Regions from separate parts of the Homo sapiens genome. Here region 1 is linked to region 2. Evidence: chromatin loops called from intact Hi-C (ENCODE). Cell type or tissue: gastrocnemius medialis. All regions are shown on one strand. Each heading gives the region's core, and the rest is flanking DNA. Links, peaks and the distances in the headings are about the cores only. Region 1 overlaps LOC101928331 (a long non-coding RNA gene). Region 2 has its middle 270 kb from the start of LINC01108.

Region 1 (4,395 bases), core at 201-4,200, 74 kb before region 2:
GGCTACAGTGGCTCAGTGCTGGTGTCCTATTGTCTGAGGGTGTGGGGGTGAGGCAGCACTTATATCTGGCAGAAGAAAACCTGATGGAAGGGGGAGTTGATGAAAATAGAGGGTGCCTGAGCAGCTGCACTCAGGATCTCCCTAACCTTCACTCTTAGCCCCCAGGCTGGTGGGTGGCCACCTTGGAGACGGCCTCCTACATGTGCTGAATCATTCTAAGGGTTTCAAGTTAAACCTCCCCACAGAGGTTTCTGGTGAGTGATGGACAGTGTCTTGGGTGGTGGGGCTCCCACCCTGCCCTGGGGCTTATGCCCTGCCACTCCTGTGGCCCTCTGGAATGTGCAGCACTGGAACCCCTCAGTGGTATTCCGGGGGACTGCAAGTTCACCTGGGCACAACCATGTTCCTGCTGAGTACTCCTGCTGAAAAGGGCCACAAACTGTGCAGAAGTGTTGCAAGAGTTGGGATTCAAATGGATTCTGGTTAATATGAGTGAAGAAATAAGGGAAGGTAATATCAATATAAAATACAGGGAAGAAATTGTAAGAATAAAGAACTGGAAGCACTAGTTCTGAAAATAATGTGAATTCAACTATGCTGCTCTCCCCTGTGCTCTGTGAACATTGCTCATTTACATACTCACTAGAATAAGACAGGTGCTATTATTAAGCCCATTTTGCAGATGAGGGAAGTAAGGCACAGAAACGTTAAGTAACTTGTCTGCAATTATAGGCAGAGCTGGGATTTGAACACAAGTAATCTATCTCTGTGTCCAGCCCTTAGCCATTCCACCGGGTCTCACACTTGATTAAGGATCTCAATGGCAGGCATGGTGGTGCACACCTGTAATCCCAGCTACCTAGGGGTCTCAGACAGAATGATCCCTTGAGCCCAAGAGTTTGAGTCTAGCCTGGGCAACACAGCAAGACCCTGACTCTAAAACAAAACAAAACAAAACACAGCAATGAATGGGGAAAATGGTAGAGTGAGTATAGCTAAAGGAACTTATGGGTTGCAATATTAGACTAAGGAGCTTTTCTAGAAAGCATGAGGAATGTATGAAGTAACAGAAAACGAAAAGAAAAGGTAAGAAATATGGAGAATAAAGTAGAAGTGCCAATATTCAGATTATCAGACCTAGAAAGAGAGAAGGATTAGAAAATAGGAGGCTCTATGATTCTAAACCAAATTGCTCAAGGAATGTTTTTACCTCACTCCTGAACTGACAACAGGGGTGGGTTTCAGCACCTTCAATATCTATCTTTCCCATTCCTGCCAGTGGTGAGGAATTTGTCAACGAAATCAGGAAATCTGAATTCACCATCCCTGCTGGCTTTCCCTGAAGGAGGCCATTCTGTCCAGGTGAATAGCCAGTTACAGCATTTGGGGGTTTTTGCAGACAGAGTAACAGGGTGTAGAAATCAGAGGCACATAAAGGTTTGGGGAACGGGGCGGCAAACTGGTCTCCAGGATATTGTTAGCTATATGGAAACATGGACAGAACCAATGGGAAAGGGTGTTCTTTTAGATCTTTCAGTCAGAAAACTACAGCCAATGAGCCAGATCCAGTAGCCGCCTGTGTTTGTAAACCATCTTTTATTGGAACACAAGACACGCCCGTTCGTTTATTTATTGTCTGTGGTTGTTTTTGCCCTACGATGGCAGAGTCAAGTAGACAGAGACTGGATGGCCCACAAAGAGTACAAATTATTTACTATCTGGCCCTTTACAGAAAACGTTTGCTGACCTCAGACCTGGATTCATGCTTCTGGGTTAAAATCTGTCAGGGCATCCTGCTTGTCCCCTCATGCCTCCCTCCCTCCCACCGTGTCCACAAGGGACTCTTCCTCTACCCTAGCCCCCAACACTGGGCTCAGTCACTGGAATTCATCACTCATGGGTGGGCTCCCGGTGGGATGGTTAGCTCCTCTGCTTGCACCTGAGTAATTAGAAGGGTCGTTTCATATTCTTCTGTGTTCTCGGAGGTGCTGCCCACTTGTGCATTTGGGCAGGGAGGGCTCTGCTCCCTCAGTGGTGGTTGGAGTGAAGGAAGGATGAACCATAGACCAGAGGGTAGTTCCTTCGGCCGCAGGCAGCACTCACAGCTCACTTAATTTGCACAAAGCATACAGAGAGAACCTGACCTCTTGCTCAAGAAAGAAAGAAAGAAAATACAGCTGGAGCTGGGACTGGGAGGGAGAGAAAGGGCTCTCTTCTGGACAGGCAGCTGCTTGTGTTGCGTTGGAGTCCTCTGTCTGTACCTCCATCTGCCCTGGTGAGATAACATTTCACGATGAGAGCTGAGGAGGTGGCTCCCTCCCGCAGAGGTGCATGACTTGGCTGGAGTGTTTTGCTTCGCTGGCACACGTCTTCTCTTTTCAAGTTAGCTGAGCTCACACATCCCCCTTGCTTGTTTGCAAAGTCCATATGGGAGATGAAGGCGAGACAGTTTGACTAAGGGCAGAAGGAGGGAGTGAAGAGGAGGAAATGTGGGAGCGGGGATGCCTGGCCAGACCGAGCCTTCCTCAAATTAGGTCACTGTTTATATAAAAAGTTAAAATTAAACCGAGGACTATTTTCCAAGGTTTCTGACACTGGACATGGCTCTGTGCAGCATCCCTGGAATGCAGTGCAATAAACATCACAGAGCACATGACGTCACACTGAGGGAGAAGCCAGGGAATGTCACTAGCAATGAATCCCAGGCTCTACACAATTATGCTGGAGACAGACAACATCCTTGTTCTCTCTGACTCTTTCCTCTGAGTTTTCCTGCTGGCTTTTTCTGTTCTTCTAATTCTCACGTTTTTATCCACGAGGCAACCATGTCCCCTGAGAGTTACCACACACAGGGCTCTATGTTTCTGTTTGGCCAATAGCATAAAGCTCTTCAACAAAGCTTTGACCTTCCTTCTCCTTCCGACAAATTGTTACGGCCTTACCTTCTCACAGTGATTCCTCAACATGAAACAGCAAGGTAGGTTTCATTATCACCAATCTGCAGATGGAAAAAGCAGGCTCAGCGAGGTTCAAGGACTTCCTTAAAATCACAGAGCAAGACAGCGGCTGAGAGGCACTCAAAGCAAGGTGGTCTATGAGCTTCCCAGTATACCACACCACCCTTCTGACTGCCCTTGTCCTGGCACACCTCCGTAGGTTTGCCATGTTTAAGTGGCAATTAGAAGGGATGTTCCCTGAGGGAAGGGACTCCGGCATATGCCTTAATGCACCTGTGGTGTCCAGCACAGTGCTTGCTACATCATAGACATTCAAAAGTCCGTGTTCAGTGAAGATCCTTATATATGCCCGTTAGCCATGTGTTTGACTTTTTCTCTTGTAGTCTGGAAGGTCTTTGGAGGCCTGGGTTATGATTTTTCCTTAATATGGGGCCAAGTCAATAACCTCAACCTCTGCCTCCAAGAGATTTAAATGGAAATGAAACATTGAGTATAAGATGAACCCACCCGATCCACCAAGCAGTATTCTTTATATGGCTTCCCTAGTGTCAAAATACATCGCTTCAGGCCTGGCCATTGTTGACTCCATTGTTGACATCCTGTCTCCTTCTGGTAGTCAGATTCCTCTTCCATGTTTGAATTCTGTATCTATGTTTTTAAATAAGCCAGGAAACACTCACCCCGCCAGCTCCAAATTAGTTCTTCTTTTCATGCCTTTTCTGTTTCCTGGCTCCATGCCACAGTCTCCCTCCATTAGAATTAAGAAATAGCGCTCAGAGAGTCATATGTCTTCACCTAGTTAGCACCTTTCCTTCGGGACAGCTTCTCTGAGGGTGGCTCCCACATATGCCAGGCTTTTCTCCTAGCAATTCCTAGGTTGTCAGTGTCAGGGGCAGGGAGGAGCATGTGTGAGGATGGGTGTGGGTAGGGGAGGAGAGGGGAAGGTGCAGAACACTGTTACACGAGGCACTCTGTCGTGGTGATTGAAGGAAGCAGTTTCTTGGCCATGTGTCCAGGATGTGCTTTAAGGGAGCCAAGACAGATCATTCATATCTTATGAAGAGTTGTATTTGGAATCTTTAAATAAATAGGAAATGCTTGTCTCTCCTTATCTAACTCTCCATTTGTCTTTTTTAAATCCTAAGTTTCATAAAGATACCTGGAATTAAATCATCCCAAGTTAGGTTTCCATAAAAGTCCTTAGCCAGCAAAATCTTTCTCTCTGGGGCCACCTTTTTCTGGGAAGTTCCCTCAGCTCTGCCCGTCCTCCTACCCTCCGCTGTACTCCCCACAGCCGTCCTTCACAACACTTAGCACACTGTGCTGGGGTGAGATGAGCTCCCTCGTCTCTCTCCCTTTCCCTGTCTTCTCTATTCACACGGAGCCTGGCTCATAACAGAAGGCCAACAAAAGACTGTTGAAGGAATTAATAAATGAG
Region 2 (4,395 bases), core at 173-4,172:
TAGGAGTGGAATTTCTGCTGGGGGTGCACAATTCCTATGGTACCTGACGGTGCCACAGGGTTGTATCAAGGTACACTCATTGGTAAGAGAATTCACAGCTCTACAGCACTGCCAACAAATCAGGTTGTTAAAATGCTTGCTACTCTGAAAGGAGTAAAATAGCATTACAGTGTCTTGAACTTGCATTTCTGCCATTACAAATATGGAAATCTTTCTTTTTTCATATTTGTATAGACTAGGTTTCCTTCTTTCTGAATTTCCTGTTTAATCGCTGGTCCATCCATTTCTCAATTGGAGTATGTGTCTTTCTCTATCGATTTGTAGGCATTCTTTACATACCCTGATAGTAATCCTCTGCTGGTGATACGCATCATGGCAAGTATTCATTAAAGTAATCCTTTATGGTGAATTTTAATGTGTTGAGTCCTACTTTAAGGCTAATGCAGGAAAAAAAAAAAAGAAGTTCCCAAAAGGACAGCCAATATGTAAATATATTTACAGTTCCTTCACTAAATAGACAAGTATTACATATCTTCTATGGGTTAGACTCGGTAGGGGAAAGGTCTGGGGATATAGAAATAAACAAGTCAGGATATCTACCCTTAAGAGATTTGCAATGCAGAGGAGGAAACAAACATTTAAATTCTATTACAACCCCGTAAGAGCCATCATGGTTAGCGGTGAAATATTACACGTCTTAGCTGCCATAACGCCACTTTAGAGGAAAAAGGATAAACGTTTCTGCAGGTCATTATCACAAGACTGAATGAAGACAAGGAACAGGGAAAGCTTCTCTCCTGCACCTCAAGTCCCATTTCCTGGCAGGGCACAGGGTGACCAGTTCACAGATGTGGTAGTACCTGCTGTCCTCCAGAGCCACCACACCTGGCAGGACCAAAGTCCTTGAAATTACATTCTCTTAAGTATATACGTGCTCTTTGTTCTCTCACACCTCTGTAAACAAGGCTTTTTGCTGCTGTTCCCATCAAGCTGCTCCCTGCAACTGTGTAGAGAGACTGTCACAACAGCACTTGTCAGGAACTGCAGCGTAGCAAGCCATGACAGCTGGTGGCACGAGGAGCCCATGCATCTGCTTTTCTCCCTCTGCCAGGCCTCCCTGAATAATGGGAGGTCTTGTGTACACACGAATGATGCTATTGATCCTCCCACTGTGGGCCCCAAGCACTGCCGTTCTTTGTAAGTAGCTGGGGGTTGCGTTTACACTGCTCTCCTCACACACCACCACCTAATTCCCCCTGGGATCCAGGGAGCGTATTTGTACTTGGTTATAAGTGCAGAGAGCCCTGGAATCTTTATCAGGAGAGCAGAATTTGGGTGGCAGCCTTGTCGCATACCAGGTGGGTAGCTGTTTCTGTACCTCTTTTCTCATACCTAGGAAAATACCTGTTCTGAAGTTCTCAGTGAAACATATGTGAAATTACTTATGAAACTGATTTGTGAGCTCTCTTGTACGAAGCAAATGAAAGTTATTATAATTATTTGCATGACTCTTGATATGGAAGGCACAACTTCAAGAGGTCCACTAATAGCATCTTGTGGTTTCTGAGCCCACACATCTGTGGCGCATCGCAAATGGGCACACAACTTTTTCCTTGGACAGCTGATGTACTCAGCCCTGATGGGGAGTGGGGGATCTCAGGAAAACAAGTGAGAGAATTCTCAAATTCACAGAATCATGGACTACCAGATACAAAGGGGCCTTCCCATCTACAGTAGAACCTTGATGGGTTGAATCAGTGGCCTCCAAACTTCTTGTTCCCATGCTTTTAGCAGGAATGCATTTTTGCATATAACTTTCCAATATATGCCTATTTATTCATTTATAGACAATAGATGTGTACTAATATAAATGGGCATTTTAAAAACATACACAAAATTAGACATTTTTAAAGTGTAAAAAAAGTTCTAATATTTTCTTCTGGCACCACACAGTGGATCATCTTGCCCATTCTTGAGAGTACATGCCTTTAACATTGAAGTCCACTGGACAAATCAGGACACTGAGGACCAGAGAGATGAAGTGATTTGCTCCAAGCCAACTGGCTAGTTGGTGACTGAGCTGACATGCTGGCCTGAGATCGCTGTTTCCTGATAATGCGCGTGATCTCAGAGTTTACCCTATATTGCAAATTACCTCCATGGAATTACCACACCCTATTCTTAGTTTATTCCTGATGCATCAAGAGGCTTTTTTTTTTTCTTAGACCTCTTTTTCATTCTTTTAATTTCTGAGAACAGACCTGAGAGAGTGGGTATAGATTTCCTTCACATAACAATGTGAGAAATAATAGAGCAAGATTGTATGTCACAGATGAAAATGCTATATTTATGCCTCATTGTAATCCATTCATTGCTTTATGGATCCAAAGTCCCCTTGGGAGTGTCACAAATCCACATAATGTTCCTGAGTGCAGGATTTGGCATTTGGATCTCTGACTTAGCTGTCAGATATGTAAAATCACATGTAGCCAGACAACTCCCTCGGGACTCCACAGCTGCAGATACTGAAGAGTGCGAGTTATTCCAACAAGGTCAGCATTAATTTAGGCAGATACAGTTCCCCTTGAGCTACACTCTTACTGCCCCATCTAATTTTAAGTGTGACTCAGAGGGCTCTGGTGGAGCGAATCCAGTAGCATTCTCTTCTCCAGCACTTTCTCCAAGCTCAACAAGGGTGACTTTCAAAGGAGTCACATGCCTTTAAGGGAGACAACGGTTTTCCCAAGAGTCTGAACTTCTGAGGCTACTGCACAGCTCTGCTTACCTGTCTTCACCCTCCTTTACCTGCTTTTCAGCCTCTCAGGATCCCTCTCTACCCAGTGGCCTTGCTTTAAGGATCCCGTACATGCCATGCAAATTGCTGGGTGGATGATTCTCTTCTGGACCACGTAACCATGACTTGGATATCCTCTCCTATGTCCAAATTGCTTCTAATCAATGGTTGATGAAAGATGTAAATGAATACTAAGTACACTTTAGAAATAAAATGAGCTGACAGGTAAGTTAGCATTCCCCTCATCACCAGGGGTACACCAAGAGAAATTATTTTACTGGGTGAAAGGTTGGAAGTGAATGGTCTCTGGGCTGGGTGCGATGGCTCCCCCTATAATCTCAGCACTTTGGAAGGCCGAGGCAGGCAGATCACCTGAGGTCGGCAGTTTGAGAACAGCCTGACCAACATGAAGAAACCCCGTCTCTACTAAAAATACAAAATTAGCCAAGTGTGGTGACGCATGCCTGTAATCCCAACTACCTAGGAGGCTGAGGCGGGAGAATCGCTTGAATCCAGGAGGCGGAAGTTGTGGTGAGCCAAGATTGCACCATTGCACTCCAGCCTGGGCAAGAAGAGCAAAACTCCATCTCAATAAGAAGAAGGAGAAGGAGAAGGAGAAGGAGAAGGAGAAGAAGAAGTGGTGAGTGGTCTCTCCATTCCCTTCCAAATCACTATTAGAAAAAACAAAGAACATAGAATCAGAGGGCCTGGATTTAAAATCTCCCTCTGCTAGTTAGTAACTGAAGCACCTAGCACACAAAGAGACAAGAAATATTTGTAGCCAGGCACGGTGGCTCACGCCTGTAATCTCAGCACTTTGGGAGGCCAGAGTGGTAGGATCGCTTGAGCCCAGGAGTTCATGACCAGCCTGGGCAACATAGGGAGACCCTGTCTCTACAAATTTTTTTCTTAAAAATCAGGTGGGTGTGGTGACACATGCCTGTAGTCCCAGCAATTCAGGAGGCTGAGGTGGGAGGATCACTTGGGCCTGGGAGGTCAAGGCTGTAGTAAGCCGTAATCATGCCACTGCACTCCAGACTGGGCAACAGAGAGAGAACTTGTCTCAAAATTAAAAGGCAAAAAAGGAAATATTTGTTACATTGTGCAAGTTATTTCACTTTTCTGTGCTCAAGCTTTATCTGTAAAATAGGAATGATGATCACTGTCTTACAGGATTGTTACGATGATTTACATTTAATAAATATTTACGTAAATAAACTATATGATGGAAATTAAAAAGAAACAAGTAATGTCTACATGTTTTAATCAACTAGTGCTTAGCAGTTCTTAAAAGGGCACTCTACAGCTGATTTTTCCATGAGGCCTCACCACATGGCACCATTTCCAAGCGTGACAAGCTTGAAAACCATTGCTGTCCCCCTCGGTTCCCTCCTAAGAATAATGAACCGCATCACAATTGACCTCAGCATAAATGAATGGTCACTGAGCCAGACCTATCCATCCACTGCTTTTCAAATCCCTCGCTCTCAATTCCAGTTGCTGCCTCAACAACTGGTTTTATGTAGGTTTCCTGCAGGCACAGCCTCATCATGCCTCACCGTAGGCACATACCTCATGTTTCTCACGTTCGTCCCCAGCAC

What was found. Hi-C counts contacts between places; a loop is a spot of excess contacts. Peaks named below come from ENCODE experiments on the same cell type or tissue, not always from the same donor. Only the 100,000 strongest peaks of a DNase experiment are listed, where the experiment ranks them.
Region 1: a loop joins it to region 2, with 5 times the contacts of the local background. A loop is called at or near these places in 1 of 110 quality-filtered maps.

What each region holds. Positions count from the first base shown.
Region 1 is chr6:14,474,766-14,479,160 of GRCh38, forward strand. The region is part of intron 1 of LOC101928331 (a long non-coding RNA gene); the gene reads left to right. Among named protein-coding and RNA genes, the nearest start is that of LINC01108, 190 kb to the left of the region's middle. RefSeq lists a silencer at 1-129. In gastrocnemius medialis, for the core only: no CTCF peak of the experiment used is centred there; DNase peaks (open chromatin) are centred at 2,266 and 2,666; H3K27ac peaks cover 1,274 bases.
Region 2 is chr6:14,548,521-14,552,915 of GRCh38, forward strand. No RefSeq gene overlaps it. Among named protein-coding and RNA genes, the nearest start is that of LINC01108, 270 kb to the left of the region's middle. In gastrocnemius medialis, for the core only: no CTCF peak of the experiment used is centred there; a DNase peak (open chromatin) is centred at 2,581; H3K27ac peaks cover 1,658 bases.